Linked DNA regions of Homo sapiens: region 2 is linked to region 1. A link is a loop called in an ENCODE intact Hi-C map of the cell type or tissue named here. Cell type or tissue: dorsolateral prefrontal cortex. All regions are shown on one strand.

Region 1 (2,500 bases):
AGAGTGGTTGTGGATAACGTGGTTTCTGACCCCCGTGTCTCCACTCAAGACAGAAAGGGAGGAGGAGAATGTGGCTCCCAGGATGGATACTGAGCTCTGATGCACCATGTTCAACTTAACTCTGCGATACTCAAGTGGAGAAGGTCAAGAAGCTCCCGGGTGCTGGAGTCGGATGCTTAGGAAGGCTTTAAAGTTGGCGTATGGAGAAATGGAACAGGATCTTGAAAAGGACTTGCTGTATCAGGTTTTCATTAATGTGCAAAGGCCAAGAACACAACAGGTACCAAGTCCCCACATTCCTAGGCAAAGTGTTAGGTCACTGGTGCAGGACCCATCAAGAGACTAGGAAGCCATTGTCAGATCCCACGCATACCCACCACCAGCCTTTGATGCTGGAGAGGTGGAAGAGGTAGAGAGACAATGTCTCCAGAGAGCTGTTGGAATCTTGCACCATTTCTCCTCTCCCTGCCCCTCTCTGGGGAGTGAAGAAGGAGGGCAAATGCTCATGTTTTCCCAAGGCTAGATGTGGGCCATATGGGAAGGAGCCAACCTCAAGCCATGTTGAAAGGAACACTTCCCAGGAGTTAGCCTGGAAAGACAAAGTGACCCTGCAGGGATGGGGGACCATGGAAGCCTAGAGGCTGAGGGGACCATGGAAGCCTAGAGGCTGAGGAGACCTGCTGGGGAAGAAGACTGTATGCTTCAGGGTTGCTGTGGTCAGAGGATGCAACAGGGTGCACCCAGCCAAAGAACCAACATTTAATAATCTGCCATGCCCAGACAGCACCTACATCTGGATATATCTGAGCCAGTCCAGCACATCCTCCCTGTCCTATACTGTTCCTGGATCCAGCTTGCCAGCACCCTCAGAAGTGGATCCCTCAGCTCCAGTCGAGCCTTCAGATGAAGGCAGCCCCAGCTGACATCTGACAGCAGCCTCACAGGAGACCCTGAGCCATAACCCCAAAATAAGTCACTCCTAAATTCCTGACCCACAGAAACTGTGAAAGATAATAAGTACTATTCTTTTAAGCTTCTAAGTTTTGGGGTGATTTGTTTACACACCAATAGATAACTAACACATGGCTCCACCCCACTACTACTAAATCAGGATTGGGAAAGTTTCCAGGAATCCATTTTTAATAACCTCCCTAAATTATTCCTTTGATAACCAACTAAATTTAGAGGAAGAAGACCAAAGCGGCATCTCTGGGAATCCTGACCTTCAGGGTTTCCATGAACTTTACAGTCTTGTGAGTGAAACTGACAATAATCCCACCAATGTTATTTAGTTGTAATTATGATCTGGGTTTGAAGGAAGTAGGAAAGGGTTTGGGCACCAATTTTAAGAGTCACTGAAACATCACTGGTGTAACTTGTAGCTAAGTAAGCCAAACATGCTTCCAGCTAAACTGACAGCTCCACCCAGTGGACATTTTGAAAACTTCTCTCATCTGAGTTTTTTTTTTTCTTTTATACACTTGGATTCACTGGCAGCTGAAAGCCCACTATCACCATCAGCTAAGATGCTGATTCAGATCATGTTTGCATCTTTGCTGCTTACCAGCTGTTAACTACCTAAATTGCAAGCCCTTTCATGCACCTCCGAAGGAGTCTGGTTTAGAAGATCAGAGAGCGAAAGTAGCTAAGGAACAAACACTACCAAAAAAAGTCGTGGTACAGGCAGGGCGCGGTGACTCACGCCTGTAATCCCAGCACTTTGGGAGGCCGAGGTGGGCGGATCACGAGGTCAGGAGATCGAGACCATCCTGGCTAACACGGTGAAACCCCGTCTCTACTAAAAATACAAAAAAAATTAGCCAGGCGTGGTGGTGGGCGCCTGTAGTCCCAGCTACTCAGGAGGCTGAGGCAGGAGAATGGAGTGAACCTGGGAGGTGGAGCTTGCAGTGAGCCGAGATCGCACCACTGCACTCCAGCCTGGGCGACAGAGCGAGACTCTGTCTCAAAAAAGAAAAAAATAAAAAAAAGGGCGTGGTACAAATATATTTTCAAAATGTTGGGTCTGCTTCTACCCATGGAAATAAATCAGATTTTTAAAAAGAAAGAAAAAGGAAGGGTGCAGTGACTCCTGCCTATAGTCCCAGCCCTTTGGGAGGCTGAGGCAAAAGGATCACTTGAGCTCAGGGGTTCAAGACCAGCCTGAGCAACATAATAAGACTCTGTCTCTACAAAAAATACAAAAATTAGCCAGGTGTGGTGGCACGTGCCCATAGTCCCAGCTACTTGGGAGACTGAGGTGGGAGGATCACTTGAGCCTGGAAGTCAAGGCTGCAGTGAGCTGTGATTGCACCACTGCACTCCAGCCTGTGTGACAGAACGAGGGCCTGCCAAAAGAAAAAAGAAAAAGAAAGAAAGAGAGAAAGAAAAGAATTCTGCATGAAATTTTTATTAACCAAAAATTCACTTCTGCACAGTAGATATTTTTAATATTTATTCAAAGAATCACCAAATTATTAGCCTTGCGCAGTGGCTTGCACAT
Region 2 (2,500 bases), 960 kb before region 1:
CCTCCTGAGTAGCTGAGACTACAGGCGCCCGCCACCACGCCCAGCTAATTTTTTGTATTTTTTTTAGTAGAGACGGGATTTCACCGTGTGTCCAGGATGGTCTCAATCTCCTGACCTCATGATCTGCCCACCTCGACCTCCCAAAGTGCTGGGATTACAGGCGTGAGCCACCACGCCCAGCCTAGGTATGGATTTTGACTCTCACTAGATATGCATCCTTGGGTAAGTTATTTAAAAACACTGGGTTTCAGTTTCACCTGCAAAACAATACCCATCTTATATACTGTTGTGAGAATTTGAGTTAATATGTCTAATGCATGACTATTTAATAATCTGTAGATATTATTAATTATATATTAGCAAGCATGCATAGGTTGCAATACAAACTACATTTCTATTACTTTACATCAACAAACAAACATTTATTGAGCTTCCTCCTAAGTATCAAGCATTCTGCTCGGTGCTGGGGACACAAAAATGAGAATAACACAATCTCTGCCCTTAGAGGGAATCCTTAAAAATGCTTTAAGTATATTAACAAAACTATCCTGTCTTAGGAAATCACATTCTTCCAAAGCAAGTATTTTTCATTGTACGACAAGGTAGACGGTGGGGGTGACCTGTTTGGACCTAGAAAGGACTATCAGCATTGGGCATGCTATAAAATGGGAGAGTTACACTTATTGTGAGGACCCATGAGCTCATTGTCTTTTCCTTTTTTGCAGTGACTTTCCTCTCTGGGTTTTCAGCAACATTTCTTTTTCAGGTGCTAATCCTCAAAATTTATCCCTTTCCCTTTAATGTAAAAATATCTTCCCATCGCTGTAACCCACCCCAAAGGAGCTTGCATCTCTGAATGCTAATCGAGAATCCCCAAAGTCATTTTTCTTCCAGTGGAGAGTCCGGGGCTGGAGAGGCAGCCCTCCCCTTATTCATGTATGCAAATGAGGCTTCTTCTCTGCTGCAAAGATGCAATGGCTTTGCTGGGCTCTGTGCTGTAGGTGGCAGAACTAACTCAGATAAGAGCCTGTCTTCTTTGGCAGTAAGCCAGTGCATCTTGGCAACAGCAAAGGCCTAGGGCATTATGAAATGAAATCAGGAAGCAGGTTTGGGGAGTGGGTTCCCTTAGTTGCTAGTCAAATCCGTTGGGAGCTGCCATTCCTACCCTCCCTGAGGTCTGAGACCCTCAAGAGAATCTGGTGAAGGCTATACAGCCTGTCTTTCAAATTTTGTACAAAATTTCTGGTGGTTGTTGAATCCTCTATAGCCCCATCCATCGACTCTAGGAAGAGTCCCCTGTTTGTAATAAGTATGAGCCAGGTTACAAGATATATGCCTTTTCCTCATTACCCCACTCCACATACACATAAAAAAAACACCAGTCAAATGCACATTATAGAACTGAGCATAATAACACATGGTCCTTTGATGTTGAAAAAAACTAATCTGCACAGTCAGGACAGCTACAAAGTGCCCACTGGACTTTTTCCCTTTGCCTAAAAAGAAAGGCCAAAGACAACATGTCTGCAACATCTGCAGCAGCCTGCATGCAGGCTTGCACTTTTGTTTGGTCTCTTCCTGGGGTAGTACCGGAGTGAAGAATACCATGAGGAATCCCAGGACGCTGTGGAAAGGGAAGGGATCAGCAAGGCCCGAGATCCCTCTTTGAATATAAAACCCATAAACATGGTGTCCCTGTCAAGTCCAGATAGGATCCCTAAGAAAGCCATTGTTCATCCTGGCAAAGTTCCAAGGACACCTTTTTGCAGATTTAGTGAATGTTTTAGGTTGAGCTTGCTCTCCTATGCTTCTGACCTCTTTTTTCTGGAGATTCTGGCCCCAACACTGACCCTTTGGTATGAAATTTTGTAATCACAACAGGAACTTGATGAATGAGTGGATGGATGGATGGATGGATGGATGGATGGATGGATGGATGGATGGATAATAGATAGCTTGGCCAGATTTATAGCAAGGAGTCATTTGTTAATGACAGACAAATCAGGCATGGTCCTGTGTGCTCTGAAGTGATGAATTTGTTCATTTGATGAATAAATGATTGTCTCCTGCATGCAAAATGCTTTGCACAATGCATATGTATGTCCTGGCCAGGCAGGAAGCTCTTAGTTCAGTCCCAGGATTCCTGCCTTTTCATATTAACAGAGGACCTAACAAATGTAGACAGTGCAGTGTTTTGCTCTTGTTTTGCTTTTCATCTGACAGTTCTCCTGGAGAAATTTGATTCTTTTCACTACACACTCATACCCATTCTTCTGGGGCATCTCATTGCCCGAATCTCAGGAACAGGTGGTGCTTGTCAGAGTTGGCTGTGAACTACAAAGCAGTATTTGATTATCTCCCAATCTAGGCTCTGTCTACCATCAACATTTTAATTCCATGTTTTTTGTGTGACATCCTATGGCCTTGAACCCTCTACTCTTTGTATGTAGGTCTCTTCAGAGTTGCTAGGTCAACGCGTTGCTCAGACCTTTGCTTGTGT

The links. Peaks named below come from ENCODE experiments on the same cell type or tissue, not always from the same donor. Only the 100,000 strongest peaks of a DNase experiment are listed, where the experiment ranks them.
Region 2: it touches region 1 in a loop (2.7-fold over the local background); 4 of 110 quality-filtered maps call a loop at or near these places.

The regions. Positions count from the first base shown.
Region 1 is chr4:17,471,106-17,473,605 of GRCh38, forward strand. No RefSeq gene overlaps it. Among named protein-coding and RNA genes, the nearest start is that of QDPR, 40 kb to the right of the region's middle. RefSeq lists an enhancer at 1-126. In dorsolateral prefrontal cortex, a CTCF peak has its summit at 1,423 (motif pointing left); no DNase peak of the experiment used is centred here; H3K27ac peaks cover 1,586 bases.
Region 2 is chr4:16,515,983-16,518,482 of GRCh38, forward strand. All of the region lies in intron 5 of LDB2 (LIM domain binding 2), which reads right to left. The region is part of intron 2 of LOC105374505 (a long non-coding RNA gene); the gene reads left to right. Among named protein-coding and RNA genes, the nearest start is that of TAPT1-AS1, 290 kb to the left of the region's middle. In dorsolateral prefrontal cortex, a CTCF peak has its summit at 1,007 (motif pointing right); a DNase peak (open chromatin) is centred at 1,009; H3K4me3 peaks cover 275 bases; H3K27ac peaks cover 2,023 bases.